2 separate regions of the Homo sapiens genome follow, and region 1 is linked to region 2. The links are chromatin loops, found by intact Hi-C in ENCODE. Cell type or tissue: GM12878. All regions are shown on one strand.

Region 1 (8,000 bases), 130 kb after region 2:
TGAGAAAGGGAGAAAGAGAAGAGAGAGATTCACCCTTCGAAGTTTGATCCTGTAATTAGGACATTAGATACAAAGGGAATGGTAGGTGCTTTGGTCAATGACAAATCCAAAGTCATGAAAGTAACATCCCTTCTTTTTTAAAAATTTTACTTCCAGAATCAGAAAAACTAAATAAAATATTATAGCTAAATGAAATGTTGAAGCTTATCTGATTTATCCGTCATTTTATATCCAGGGAAACGAAAGTCCCAAGAGACAAGATGACGTGACCTTAGTCACACCCAGATACTCTGTCACTCAACCAGCATCTTTTCCTCTGCAGTAAATTGCTTCCTTTACCCATCCGAATATAGTAGCACTTATAAAGCACCTACAGCATACCAGAGCCTTATTCGAGAGCAGTAAGGATACAATGAAGAACAAAATATAATTTCATCCTTAACATAGAGATGATTCTGGCTTTTCCCATGGTGAGCATTCCTTTTTTTTTTTTTTTTTGAGACAGAGTCTAGCTCTGTTGCCCAGGCTGGAGTGCAGTGGCGCTATCTTGGCTCACTGCAAGCTCCGCCTCCCAGCTTCACACCATCCTCCTGCCTCAGCCTCCAGAGTAGCTGGGACTACAGGTACCCGCCACCATGCCCAGCTAATTTTTTGTATATTTAGTAGAGACAGGGTTTCACCGTGTTAGCCAGGATGGTCTCGATCTCTTGACCTTGTGATCTGCCCGCCTCAGCCTCCCAAAGTGCTGGGATTACAGGCATGAGCCACTGCGCCCAGCCGGTGAGCATTCTAATGTGAAGGAGATCTGGAAGGTAAGGAGGTTGGATTTCTACTGCCTCATTCTCATTTTTTATAAAAAAGCAGAACTTCTCTGGGAGTTCATGACCTTTCTGGGGCAGTCTGTGTAAACAGAGAGATCTGGCCTAAGACATAAGTGAAAATTGCTTATCTTGTCCCGGGAGGCGAAAGCCCCTTCTCTAGAAATTTAGTTCAAGAGTAATTTTATTCTCAAATAGATGTAATTATACGAGAATCACAGGCTAATAATGGCTACCTTTTGTAATAAAGACTGTAATGTTGAAGAAGCAGTGATGATAGAAAATGGAAGTTGTCACCCAGAGGACAAGGGATGGGGCAGCTCTGAGAAGCAACCTTAGGATCTGTGAGAACCCTTTGAGGGTGGGGGTGGGCGAGGGTGTCCTTAACCTCCTTCTGGAGAGCCTACATGTGGAAGGAGCTCATGTGTCAGGCTGCACCTACCTTTGGCTTATCACATCTGCTTGAGGGCAGAGACCAGACCTTCTATCTTCTTATGCGTGGTTGCCTCTCCTCACTCTCCCTCCTGCCCTCACAAAGCTCAGCATGGAGCCCAGCACCAGTTGGGCTTCTGTGAGTATCTGTTGAATGAAAACTTTGGCAGAAAACAGTTTTTGGACTCACCATTTCTAATTAAGGGAAAATGTCTCTCGTCTTCCCATCCATGTGACTAAAGTGCAAGTGCTGCTCTGGGCTGATTCATCTCCTCATGAGTCATCTGCTTAAGTAGTAATGCGAATGGGCTTGCAGGCCAAGTGGTGAGCCTTCTGCAGCACAGCCGGCTTCAGGCAGCTTCCAGAGCACATTTCAACCCTTCTACTGGTCAGTGGGTAGATTTGCCCTGTCTCTCAAGGCCTCGAAACGATCTGTTTGCTGAGTCACTTGTTCATTTAGCAGACATTTACTGAGCACCTACTGTGTGCCTGGCCCTGTACCAGGCACCAGAGATTACAGCAATGGCAAAACCAGGTCATTCTCGGCCCCGTTTAGCTTACAGTCTACTAGGGAAAAAGGGCACGAATCCACAATCCTGTGAACATTTCTTCACAATTGTAACAAATGTTCCCTACAGTGACATGCATGTGTGTAACAGGGGTCTGACCCAGACCAAATCAAGGTTTAAAGAAGGAACAGGGGTTCACTGGGCCAAGGTCAGCAAAGGAACTTTCAGACCACAGCAGCAGCACGGCAATGGTCCCATGACTGTGGCAGGGGAGGGAGAGCCAGCAAGGCCCCAGGGAGTGAAAGCGGCCCCGGGACAAGGGAGCCGGGGGACCAGAAGCTGGACACAGAGGTGGGGACCAGACACAGAAAGGTCTCTGAGGCCTGGAAACAGTCTCGTTCCTTCTTCTGAGAACAATTAGATGCTATTGTCGGGTGTGGGAAGGAAACTTGACCAAACATGGGTGTGCAAATTTCCCCTGGAGCTGTGGTGACGATGGATGGAAGGGCCTCAGTGTAGGGAAAGTTAGGAAGCAATGAATGTACCACTACAATGGGGTCCTATTCCTGGGGGAGGCCTCATGGATGTGAAGAGCTGAAAGCCAAAACCAAATATCAAATGACCTCTCAAAGGCATATGGTCAGCATCTAAGGGCACATGAGACCCCAACACTAACCTTCTGCCCATCGGCAGGAGGTCTGCTGGAAAGGCCCGACCACCCCACGTGAAGGCCTCAGCCCCCAGGACAAGGAGTTAGAGGTGAGCTCATCTGAACAGCTCCTGTCCTTGGTGGTTCCCACAGAAGGTAGACAAGCCCAGTAGGCCTAAAGCAAAGAGCAGCCTGACAGTGCACGAGGGGCCCCTTAGGGAGCCTCTGAGATACAGTGTAGCCAAGGAAGGTCAAGACCCCGGAAGAGACAGGCCGAGGGTCTGTCTGCAGGGCTGGTGTGGGAGGAGAAGGAGACTGCAGTTGGTGCTGGGAAGAGCCAAGGCTTTGACTCAGATGGCACTGAGTTTGATCCTCCTGCACCCCTTAGTGATGTGACCTCATGCCAGTTACTTACCCCAGAAAAATGACCCTCCTGCAAGTCCTACCCTTGCTGAAAGAATCAGCTGGGGTGGCCTGTGAGAAGGACCTGCTTAGAGCCTTGTTCCACGAGACACACTCATGAAACAATAACTACTGTCTCAGTAGCAGGGCCTGAAGAGGTAGGTACAAGACCAGGTCATCCAGAACAGGCTAGAAGCCACTAGCTAATTCCAGCAGGGTAAGGGGAGATAACCTTGGAGGTTGAGCAACTGTATTTCAGGGTGATTGTATTTGTATATTCATAGGCCAGGCAAAATAGGCCTTTGAAATTTGAGAACAAAAGAAACAAAACTGACCCAAGTGAGGGTGTTTTAAAAGCAACTATGTCTTCTGCGGGATTGGATGGCAGACCTCTCCAAGACTGTGAGCAGCGGAGCAGTCCAAGAATACTCTTCTGGTTTTTTGAAGCCCTATTTCCTATCAAGAGCTCTATTTCCAGCAGACTAATGGGCAGAAATCTATTCTGAGGTCTGAGGGCTGCCCAGTGTTAGCCAGGAGCTGGGCCTTGGGCAGAGCCCTGGAGAGAGGCATCCTCCGAAGTAGCCTTGCTGCCACCCCTCCTGACACAGCACATCAGCTGTTGCATGGGCAGGGGTGAGTCCTGGCCAAGGCCTTGCTTGTGCCCACCCCACCCCCACCCAAAGGTTGGGCTGGAGAACTTCTTGGGGAGCTGCCTCCTCCATCACATTGAGGCAGTGAACCAGGGATCTTTGGAGGGGAGAGATTCATGTGGGAAATGCTGCAATATTTTCTCTGGAAGGATAAGCTATCCAGGCAGCAATGGTGCTGGGGAGGGCTGGGATAGGGGTGCAGAGGAAATGTGTCACTGGAGAGAGGCACAGTGTTTGTAGATCATCACTCAGCCTTTCTGTGCCCACGCTGGGTGGGGCCCTGGAGGCCCAGAGGCTAATGTGTCTGGTTCTCATGCACCACCTCTTAGAGGAAACAAACATTTTGATATTCACAACTAGATAGATTACTGAAAAGAAAGAAATGCAGAGTGGGGCCCACTGTCTGTAGAAAAAGCTCCTGCCCTGGCCAGGAGGAAGCTGGTTAAACCATGCAAAGACTCCTGTTGTCTGCCTGGGGAAAGAAAAGACCTCAAGTGTTTCCTGGGGTTTTCTTCTGCAGGTTGTTCGGTTCAGGGACAGGGTATGGAGTACAACCGGGAGCAGTCAAGGTCTGTGTAATCCCAAGAAGTCTCAGACTCTGAAACTCTAGGCTATGATGAAGAACAATGAATTGTCAGCAGCCTGTATATTAGGATGGGGGGAAAGGACCACATGCGAATATTTTAAAGCTTCAAACTGACAATATCATGTCCATTACTTTTGTTTGCAGCTCCATACACTTGTAATTTATCACAGTAAAATTTTATACTTCTTTATATGGTGGTTTGATTAATGCCTATTTTCCCCCACTCCTTAATGCTCTATGTCTTTCTTCTATTTTATTGCCAGCACCTAACACTGTCCTTGACACATAGCAGCTGCTCTCAATGTTGAGTTAAAGAATGAGTCAGAAAATAACTCAGTTAGAATCTCAGTAATTTCCTTGCAGTACATATGTGCTGCCAGAAGGTGGCGAAAATACTCAGAGCAGAGAATTTCAAGCTTCAGAGGCAATGGATGCTAAGAATTACATAATGCAACACATTTGGTTGCTTCATCAAATGTGGAGTTAAGTTTATTTCCTCGGCTAACACTTGATTAAGATAAATCTCAAGGTGTGGCAGAAACGGTCAGACAGATTTGCATTCAAATCCAGCCTCTGCTGCAGACAGCCAGGAATCTTAGGCAAATGCCTTTGACCTTTCTAGGCTTCCACTTCCTCATCCACAAAATGGAAAGTACAATGTCAGATTTTGTTATGAAAATTAAGTGAGAGAACACTAATACACATACACACACACATATACATATACATATGAGTGTGTATATACATTTTTAATTTTTCAACCTCAAAGTTCTTTGTATCTGTCATATTATTTATAGATTATTACTGCCATCGAATATTACTTCCATGTCAAAATTTAATACAAGAATTGAAACAAAATACATTGAGTTAAAAAGAAATTGAACAAGAGTACGCAAAAAAAGAAAAATACTGTGCTTTTCAGGCCCTGTTGTCCTCCAGGAGAAGTAAATCTGAGTTCAAGACCCTGAATTCTTCCTAAGAAATTGAAGGGAATGCAGCTTCATTTCTCTGTGATGATCCATCTAGAGTTGAATTATTTTGTCAAAATAAGGAGCATGTCCCTAGTTAGAAAAACTCAAAGCACTCAGAACATGATAGGATAAATTTCCTAAAGGAAACAACCCCTCCAGAAATTTGAAGGCTCTTGAGCACACACTCAGTTCTAAAGTAAACATGTTGGTTGTAAAAGTCAGTATATAGACCTTCTGCAAGACACATGTAACTTTTATAGCTCAAAATTTACAATTGATTTTTCTCTCAAGGTTTTTTAGACCTAAATTAATTTTTAATATACTGACCCAAGGTGCCCAGTTATTTTTAGATAAAACTGTCAACTATCCCTTAACCTAAAAGTAGGCTGTGAGACATAAGATAGTTAAAGCATTACAGTGCCAGAAACCTACACGAATGGAGGTTTCGTGCCCACTGGTCTCATGCCAACTGCACATAGAAATGCTGGCGGGTAAACAGCACTAAGGGGACTTGGGAACCTGTCCAGGGGCTCGCTCTGCTCCACTCCAAGTCAGTTCACAGGTGCCAGCCCCACCCAGGCCCCTAATCACAAGGCAGATGAACACATCAGCCAAAGTACCCTCTAGAAAGGGACCAGGACCACTCATGCATAAGGCACAGGAGGAGCAAACTTGCCTATTTAGAAGTTTTCAGATTCAACATTGTTTAGTTCAAAACTCAGCGCCTGGCAGCCTGTCCTCAGGTACCAAGCACCTAAGTAGCATTGGGGGGTGAGGGGCTGGGGTCATGCTGAGCTGTTCAAAGAAGAAGGAAAGTCCTTCCCTCTACAACTCCCTCCTTGAAACTAACAGCTCATTTACTGAGCTTTAGTAATACTTTGCCCTCTCCTCTGTTCTAGTTCTTATCAAGTAACATGACCAAGTCAATTTTGAGTAAAGTCCCCCCATTAACTGTGCAGTCTCGGAACACAGAGACCTCGAGGTATTGCTCTCTGAGTCCATAGCACCCAAGACGAGGCCCGACATGAATAAGAACGCAGTGAATTCTGACGAATAATGAAAAATGAAGGATAAGAGAAGTGAAAGATATGTTTAGGGAATGAGGGAACATAAGAGAACATTGTCCTTTGTAACCAGGAAAAGATATGTTTGATGAAAAAAAGAAATGGGTCTCAAATGTTTATTTCGTGAGATAATAAAATGATTGTTGTCATTTTAAGCCACTAGCTTTTGGGGTGATTTGTTATATAGGAATAGTCTCTGGAACAGATCATTGTGCCTAGCAATGGGTACTACCAAAATATAAGTAATGGGTACTTTCCTTCTCCTGGAATGCTTGGCTGTTCCCTGGGCCCCATGTATAGAATCCTTCTGTGTTAAAGCATATCTTATGTCTGGAGGGAAATTTTCTACCTTCCAATGTGCTTCTAGGTGCAGGAGGAGTGGGCAGCAGAGCTCTGCAGGACCCAGGTCAGGATGCACAGTGAGAAAGACGGACCGAGGGCTCCTCGAGGTAGATAGCCCAGAGTGGGCAAAGAGGCCATCTGTATGAAGGCTGCTCACCTGGTCCACTTAGCAGGTGCAAAACTTACGAAGGAAAAGGGATATCAATGAGCAACCTCAGTAATCTTCTATAGACCTTGTAGTGCTTGCCTATAGAGCCCAGAACCCAGATTTATTCATCCAGAAATACATACGTAACTTCTCTGCTTTAAAATAGCACATGGTTTGTTTTTGGTTGTATTTGGGGCTTTGCAGTTCTTCCTTGTTAATTATCAGAACTACCTGCTGTTTGTGACTGGCCTAGGCTTATGTCCAAGGGGACTGAGGCCACCACCTACTGATTCCCCATGGCCTTCCCTCCTTGTGGTCTATGCTTCCCTTTCCTCCTTGTGTCCATTCTCTGCCTCCCACACACCCCTGGTGACAGTTGGCTCTGTGAAGAAACCTCTTTATGTCTCTCAAAAATAAGCCCAGTCATGTTCTATTTTTAATGAGTTTTAAATGTCTGTTCTGCAAAAGAAAAGTCCCTGCAAAAAGAAGTTAGAAACTGGAACCTCACCCAGGGAGGGGATAAGTGTGGGCCCAGGACGAGGGCTGGTGGCAGGAGAAACCAGGTCTGGGCACCCTCCCTCTGGCCCTACTGGGCAGCGATGAAGCCAGATTCTCATATCTAGAGGAACATTGAAGTTCGTGTAGCACCACCTGTGTGGGGAGAGAAACTGCTGTCTGCCTCAGTCCTGTTCCTGGGGGGAGTGAGCTGAGATGCTGCAACACTAGCATCAGGTGGTGCTTGTTGACCGATTCCAAGCCCCATCAACTGAAAGCCACATGTCACCAGCCTCACCCACAGGAAACAATGAGATGCCTGTACCTGAGCACCTGCTGTGAGAAAGCCTCCCCTAATGCCTGCCCTTGCCCTTGACAGTCAGGCCAAACTGCTCTCCAATGGGTGAGGCTCCGACAACGCCCAGGAGCACCTGTGATGCCGTCATTAGGAACCTACCTCGTCGCCCCGATTCCATCCCCTCCCGACACCTGACTGCGCGTGTTCTCCTTTGCAGTTCTTTCCTTATGGAGACGCCTCCAAGTTTGCCCAGCATGCCTTCCGAACCTTCGACAAGAATGGGGACGGCACCATTGACTTCCGAGAGTTCATCTGCGCTCTGTCCATCACCTCCAGGGGCAGCTTTGAGCAGAAGCTGAACTGGGCCTTCAATATGTATGACCTGGATGGTGATGGCAAGATCACCCGAGTGGAGATGCTGGAGATCATCGAGGTGAGGCCCGGGGTGTGGTTGGCGGGTGGTGGGCACAGAAGGAGACCCCACGGCAGCCTCCTAGGTGCAGGCCTTAGTGGCTTCTTCTCTCTCTGCTCGAGCCCTGCCAGCTGCACACCACGCCTGGACTTCTCCTGCTTCTGTCCCCGCTGCAGCACAGTGCTGGGGAGGTCCCAGAACCAAGCCATGGGGCCCGTACTGTC
Region 2 (8,000 bases):
ATGAAAACACCTTTTTTTTTTTTCTTGGTGTTTCCAAGGAGTAACTGCAGCTTGCTTTGAAATTTGTATTGTTTCTATCATAAATAAAGCTATGGCTTCTTGCTGGAAAAAAAAAAAAAGAAAGAAAATAGTGTGCATCAATAAACATTGTCTTGCATTTTATCTCTACCTTCCTTCTTTGTTGTCAAAATTATACATTTGGCCTACACAGAAAAAAGCAGTAATTTTTCTAGCATGAGAAATAATGTTCTAAAATGAATTTCATACCTTTCTCAGAAGTAGAGTAAAGTAATTCTTCCTCTGATCTACTTGGATAACAACTCTCATTAGGAACTTCCTGTTCTCCATTATTGGGTACAGTTTTCCATTTAAATAAACTTTGGTGACTTTTGCCCATATTAGGACCTGCTATAGTATCATGGAACGAGGAAGATGCACGTATTTTGTTGACCACAACCATTTTCAAATCTTTTTCTATCTCCATTTTTACCTTCTCAGCATCATTTTCTCCAAAGTAATTTTCTTGCCCATTGTTTGTTTCCACAGTGCTTAGAAGTTCATTTTCCCTACTAATTTCATGAAACATACGAAGTTCTTCAAGTACTAAGTCAAATTTTCTCTTCATCTCAAAATCTTTTACTATTGTCAGAGCTTCTGTTGATAAATATTTAGCAGCTAAGTCCTGAAAACATTCATCATTCCCTTCACTCAGACCAGTTTCAAATTGATGATTAATATATAATGCAGAGTCATTCTTTCTGTGAAAATCCTTTGAATTAGCTATCTCCCTTTCTGGCAAAATACTCTCATATTCATTTGTATTTGTTACATAATTTTGATTAACATATTTATTTTCTTCCACATTTACTTCCTTACTTATTAATGAAACTGACTGTACAGAAAACATGTCATCCATTGGAAAAAAACTATCTTTCTCTTCCTTTTCTATCTTAGTATCTTTGTGAACTTGGCAACTATTTGTTAAACTTTCAGCTGTGACTTTTACTTCCTCTTTCAAAATTAAGTCATATTTTTTTTCTTCTATTTCACTTAGCAAGTTCCAAAAATTTAGTACTTGAGTTATAGAAGTGGTATGGGTCTCTTCATTATGTATTATGTTGTGGCTTGCTGGTATGGCCTGTTGCCTAACATTGCAGAGATCTTCAAATATGTGCTCACAGTCAAAGTTACTGATCTTATTATGTCCCTGTTTTCTTTCCATATTTAAATCTTGGCTGTGCATATTTACTTCATAAAAATTTTCATTAATGTATCCTCGGTTGTTCTGTATAAATTGAGGACAAGAATTACCATGTGCTTTAACAGTACTAGAATTATAGTGAGCCCAATTTTCCACATTCACAACTTGTTGAGGACAACTCATATTCTGACAAGTAATTTCTCTTATTAAAGAAATTTCATCCATGTCATCAAAGTCCATTAAAAGGGGAATTTTTTCATATGTTTCAAAAATCGGAAAACCTGTATTTTGAGTTGTCATACTGAAGGAATTAATGAGTTTTTTCTTAGACTTTTCAAAAACTTGTTCAGTTCTAAATAACTTCCTTTTCTTTAACATAGGTTTCATATTATCTTCTAATAGTCTTGAAGAAGTTAAAATCTTTACTAGATATGCAGTATGATTTTCCACTATATTTTTTGGATACTTCAAATAAAGCATGCACTTGAAAATGCATTCCTCTTCTAATTCAAAATCATTTTCAATTCTTGTTAAAGAGTCAAAGTTATTGAGCAAAAAAGCTATGTTAGTTTTCAATAGAATATCTAAAGGTTCTGAAACACTATCTTGTAAATATATGCTTAAAATTCCATTCTTTATATTTGTATTCATGTTTCTGGTTATTAGATTTTGAATACCAATTATACCAATTTGCTTTTTACACTTCAAAATGTTACAGCAGGTTAAAATACTATTATCTTTTTTATTTCCTGAAATACTTTTATGGAAATAAAAAATTTCTATAATGAAACTTTCAAAAGGGTTGTTCACATGAAAGACTTTTTGTGTAGTATTGTATCTCAACTGTAGAGTATTATCATTTTCTCCTTTACCATTTAGCCAAACAGTCGTTATTAAAGCTGTCTGACTACCTAATATTTCTCTTACGAGAAGCTTTGATTGTTCTTCATATGCATTGATGACTTTTGCACAGTGGTAATCTTCCTTGCTTAAAAGGTCTATTTCTAATAATAATAGCCAATTCCATTTTTCTTCAGTTTTTTTCATATTTTCACATTTAGTCTTGCAATTATTTATAATCCAACAATTTCCTCTATTTCTTCTCAAAATATGTCTAACGTTACAGTCCCAGTTTTGAGATTTTTCCAGCCTGGTAAGTACGTAACTGTCCAGACATTCTGCTTCCTCCCAATTTGCATTTTCTAGTATAGCGAAATTCTTTCTAGAGTCTCTTACATTACACTGGATACTACTGCAGTTACAGTAGTTTGAACTGATCAAGTCTTTTCTCTTACAAGTATTTTGGCTACTGAGTGATGGGTAGTCATTTTCATAACATTTGGAAAAAATGTTTTCCGCTTCTACAGTTTTTTTATCATTCTGTAACTTTTGCTTCTTAACATCAGGTCTATTTTGGGACCAGTAAATGTTTGTGAAATCCCTAACATATGCCTCTTTTTTGTCATTCTTTTTCTTCGCTATTTCCTTTAAATAGACAGAGGACATTTTGCTATTTAAGTCCATTGGAAACTGAGGGACACTTATTGTGCCGCTATCTCTAAAATAGCTAGGTTTGGCAATTTCCAAGCTGGGCTGGTTTTGAGATTTTGATATTTTTAGTACAGATGATGAAATGTTATTTTCTCTTTTATTTGATGGCACAACACTGTTAGCTTTACATCTGTTCTTAATTTCATGAAATGGTGATTTAGTTTCCTTGTAAAAGGTAACATCTAAAAATGGATTTTCTTTGTGAACATTGTCTCTTCCTTGGACAAACTGTTGTTTTCGATTCTCATTTCTAATTCCATGTATATCGTGTATAGAGGTGCTGGGCAGAAGTTGACTAACCCCTGCTTTGGAGCTATTACTGCGGTGCACACTGAAAGCCTCTCTGTCATGCAGGCCTGCCTCAGACCTTCCTGAAGCCCTCAAATCAGAATCAGGACTTTGTGAGGGGGGAGACTGCAAACAGCTACTCATTTGGAATTTGAGATTTGAGCATTTCAGATTACATATCTGCTTCCCACTGACTGATTTCTCCACACACGAGTCTGTGGAGTTATCGAAAATAGCATTCGTTGAAACAAGGAGTCCCTTGAAGGGTCTAGGGGACAACTCCCAGACTTTTTCCGCCTCAGACAAGCGAGGCACCAGAGGCAGTCGCCAGCCCGCCTTAAAGACACCTCCAGGCTCCTCAAGACAGAGCCGCTTGCTACTAGGTGGTTGGGAATCCGGGTCCTCAGGAGGCGTTAAAGAGGAGGTAGGCTTTCTGAGCTCGGCCATCCGCGGCGTGGGCTGAGGGAGAGACATGACAGCGAATGGAAAGGATCTGTCCGAGTCCCGGCGGGGCTCCAATCCCTTAATAGGCGGTTCCGGGCCGCTCTGGTCACGCCCCTGACCCGCCCCTCAAGACCTGGCCTTAGCCTAATCTCAGGGTTTGCCCCACCCCGAATCCGCCCCTCCACAGCCCCAGCCTCAGCCCCGCCCCGCCTCCCTCAGTCCCTCCTCTCCCTGCCCCCACCCACGCGCCCCGGTTGTCTCACCACTGAAGGTCGGAGCACCCTGGGCCGTTACATTGTCTATTTTTAGCGCCTTTTTCTAATGCCACGACTGTAGAGAGTCTAAATGCTTTTTTCCCTGTGGTAGAACGAAGGGGAAAAGTTAGAACCTCTCACTTAAAAAAAAAAAATTTGTGAATGGTAACAACTTTATTTTCTAAATTCTAAAATTTTGTTTACCTCAGAAACGGCATCTCCACAACGGCTCGAGTGACTCTCCAGTAAAATCGTGTAGTTCTGTCAGCACCAGACCAAATCTCTCTGTGTATGGAAAAACTTTTTAATCCTTCCAGCGTCACTTAAGATCATATTAATATTTCCACTTCACTAATAAAGTGTGTTTGGGGGAAAAAAGCCACCAGTACTTACCAGTCTATCTGAGGAAAAAATGTGTGGAAATTATTATCCGGATAATTATTATTCTTCACTTAAGACTAAAAAAAAAATAGTTTACTATGTGCTGTGGGGATTTCTTCTCAAATATTGTGGATAAAATTATTTAGAGATAAAATATTATATGTTTGAACTACCCCATTTAGTGTAAACATAATAATACAGGTCTGACTCATACCTACTAACAAATTTTTAGACGCTATTTCTTGTTTTTTTTTTTCCTGCTTTGAGAATCATTTATGATTTCCAGTCAATTCTGGTTTTTGTGAATTCTATAATCATTAAGAAGAAAATGTTTTTCAAAATGTTTATTATTATTATATACATGTTTCTTAAGAAACATGTAACTGGTGCTCAGTAATAAACACCTCGATTCCCTTGGTGGTTGTTTCAAGCTTGGTATGTTTTATATTACATTTTATGCTAAAATTTATAATAACTACAATAACATGCAACCAGAATCCTAACTTCAGAACCCTCCCATGGCATAGATGGCAATATATAACTAGCCTTCTACTTTAGGTAATAAGATGTTCACCAGTTTCATGTTTTTTAAATACTCTTAGATACATTGTGATTACTTCAGTGTAAATTCCTCTAGAGAAATGTTTACTTAAGTTTGTAGAAAGCCTTGCAGCAGAAGCACTTCATTAACACTATAAATAAGAATGTGGCAGTGGTTCAGATTCCACATCAGTGAATTCTCCAAGTTCTACTTCTGTGTATCTTATGTTCTATTGCTTTTCTATCCCAGATTTTCCACAAATCTATATTCTTTTCTAATCCATTCTGTTTTAGCCCATAAGGGGTGACTTGTATAGCTAAGGTGTATATAATTGGTGCGCTAGTGTGATATTAGGACCAAGACTTTTTAAATCTGTAAAGTAAATGCCATTGATTGTGATTTCTAGTCTAGATTGATCTGTAACTTGATATTTGATTATTTCTTCATCTTGCTAGTTTGCCCAAGAGCACATTATTTTTTATATCTCCATCACATCATTATTTAACAACTCTACATTGTTTAAGGATTAAAATTCAAATAAAACCCAGAAGTATTACATGTAACTCAACAATTGTTTGACTCCAAGATACAGAAATGTATAGTTATTTTCTCCATCCTGAAGAAACTTACAGCCATAAAGACCAAAAAAAGAGTCTTTTCTTGCATTTACTTATTTAAACATTATACTAATGGCCACTGCCATTTCAAACAATGGCTATTGAAACCACTATTTATGTGGGTTTTTTCCTTTGTTTTTTTAAATGCCACCTAGAAAATGAACCAGTTATAAGTGAGAAATGCAAAAAATTATGTCTTCAACTCATCATAATCAAAATATAAATAAGACTTGTCTGAATCTTACTGATGCCTCAAAGCCCATTTCAAATGTCATATTTTTCTATATCACTTTACCCAACCCTTCCTTTGAAGTTCTTACCTTCCTTAGTAACAGTAAACTGAGCTTTAAAGACAGCATCTATCTGATTTCTTTTAGCGTGGTGTCTTCTTATAGTTCAACTCTGAATGAATAAAAGGATTAATGAGTTCATGAGATAAACCCCATACTGAAGATATGACACAATCTCCTATTAGAGTTAAATCAGAAATTTACTCAATATCAATATCAAGTCTAATGTCCTTAAGCATAGTATGTCACATCCTCACTACTAGGTCCTACTTAACTCTTTCAGCTTCTTTTTTTTTTTTTAAACAATTTGCCCCCATGCTGCCTACACCAGAATGTTTATTTTCTTGCTCTTTTATGTATGTTCTCAAAGCCCTTCATTTCTCCTCCTGGCAAATTCTTATTAAGCCTTAAATGGCCCTACTCAAAAGTTACCTCTACGGTGAAAGCTTCTCTTCCTCCTCCCTGCTGTAGCCAATCCCTGGGCAGAATTACTTGCATCGTCATCTGTTTCCTATAGCAATTTATTTCTAACTGTAGAACACTTAAAATGTCTTTATTGTATTGAGTTGTTTATATGTCCCCTCCACTAGGCTCCATTAATCAGGACAAGGATTTATTAATTTTTGTATCCCCAGTGCCTCTAAGTACCTCAGTTAATTAGAAGAAATGAAATGACTCCATGGTTAATACTCATTTACCAACTCAAATGGATTCATGGTGTCTTGAAAGTGCCTTAAGTTTCTTGTTTTTGTGTTATTTTGCTTTAGTTTTATACATTAGAGACTTGCTTTTATAATCATGTTGAAATACATTTAACATGAAAACTATGCTGAGCTATAACACCATAGGAGTTCAAAATGGACTTCAAATATTAGTGGTTTTAGCATCATTTGTGTTTCATGGTAGAACCAGAAATATGACAAGACAGTTTTTCCCTTTTACTTCTTTTAATAAATCATGTAAGAAGTGAATAAATATGCTAAATCTAAAAGTTTGTTTCAAACTGAAAGATAATAAAATATATTTCAAACAGTTAAAAGAACCACTAACAAAAATATTTAAATACAGCAGTTAGAAAGGAAAACATCATCACTTACTAAAAATATTTAAAATAAATATGGCTATAAATAACACAAATAGCACTTTTCATCAAGTCAATGATAAGCACTAGGGGAAAATAAGAAAATCAGGATACTGTGTACATTTATTTGCATATAAGATTAAGTTTTTATCAGCGCAATAATGGTAATTTGTAACATAAATAACATCTTAAATGTGATAACATATGTGCAAATGCTTTAAACTATAAACCACCTTTTTGTCCTCAATGTTCATTAATGACATCATAATCTATCCAGTCTCCTAAACTAAAACTCTTATATTATCCTTAACTTTTTCTCTTTTTTTGTTTTACTACTTCCCAAAATGCATCCCCTACATAGACATTCATCAAATCTTGTTGATTTTACATCAAATATGACCCTGAAATTAATCCCCCTTTTATCCATAATGTATCATCTTTATTTCAATCTCTCGTTATCTCTTTCTGAGAATATTGTAATAAACCAGTCTTCATTTTACTAGTCTCTTCTCAACTTCTGCCCAATACCATTACAAAAGTTTTTTTCTTAATAGAATATTAATCATTTTGTTACTTTCTTAAGAACTTCTTTTAACCTTTGATGCCCTTCAGAATAAAATACAAACTTTAATTTGACATAGAAAGTTCCTCATAGTTCAGTTCTAAACTGTTTTTTTCAGCTTCCACATCTACTCCCACAACACAACTTACTTTCCTGCAGCACTTAACTTCTTGCCATCCCTTAAATGTATAAAGCCCTTCGCAGTTTCAGTCTAGGCCATATGCTGCTTCGTTTGCTTAAAGCATAGTGGCAGGTCTTACTTAGGAAAGTTTTCTGCAGTGATCCAAAGTTTACAGTCATCTTTAGACCCCTACAGTTTTATTTGCTAACCTTTTTTTTAACTTCTAAATTTCTCCGCATTATTATGTTATTATATTTTCTGCTTACTTAGCTAATTAGAAATAACCTTTTTCCTGAGCTCTAAGTATTGGAAAAACAGGTGGAATGTTCCACTATTTACAACATCCATTTGATACTCTAATAAATTTCAGTAACAATTTAAGAACCCTGTCGCTGAAATAAAGCAAGAGTTTGTTTTTTATTAGAATCCGTGCAATTGCAAATAACACCTTTTTTAAAAACAATTACGAGTTCTTTCCAATTAGACTTTTGTAAAAATCTTTTCAAGGTTTTGAGAGGACAAAATGTCTTTTTTTAATCATATAAACTTAAAATACTTAGATTACTTCCTCCTTTTGTAGTTTTTTCCTGAGTTTAGTCACATAAATATTTAGTTGGACATGGCAAATTTATATAGCTATCTTTTACTTAAAATTTTCAAGGAATTACA

The links. Peaks named below come from ENCODE experiments on the same cell type or tissue, not always from the same donor. Only the 100,000 strongest peaks of a DNase experiment are listed, where the experiment ranks them.
Region 1: a loop joins it to region 2, with 4 times the contacts of the local background. A loop is called at or near these places in 4 of 110 quality-filtered maps.

Annotation. Positions count from the first base shown.
Region 1 is chr2:17,641,829-17,649,828 of GRCh38, forward strand. VSNL1 (visinin like 1) reads left to right here. Exons shown (of 4, transcript NM_003385.5): 3 at 7,582-7,797. It overlaps LOC124908054 (a long non-coding RNA gene), which reads right to left and starts at 7,642. Exons shown (of 2, transcript XR_007088658.1): 1 at 1,261-7,642. RefSeq lists an enhancer at 2,369-3,156. In GM12878, a CTCF peak has its summit at 4,427 (motif pointing right); a DNase peak (open chromatin) is centred at 4,433.
Region 2 is chr2:17,514,902-17,522,901 of GRCh38, forward strand. RAD51AP2 (RAD51 associated protein 2) reads right to left here and starts at 3,539. Exons shown (of 3, transcript NM_001099218.3): 1 at 268-3,539. The coding sequence starts at 3,514. It also overlaps the pseudogene LOC101928149. RefSeq lists enhancers at 3,067-4,266, 3,251-3,800 and a silencer at 3,562-3,811. In GM12878, no CTCF peak of the experiment used is centred here; DNase peaks (open chromatin) are centred at 1,022, 3,550 and 6,090; H3K4me3 peaks cover 852 bases; H3K27ac peaks cover 415 bases.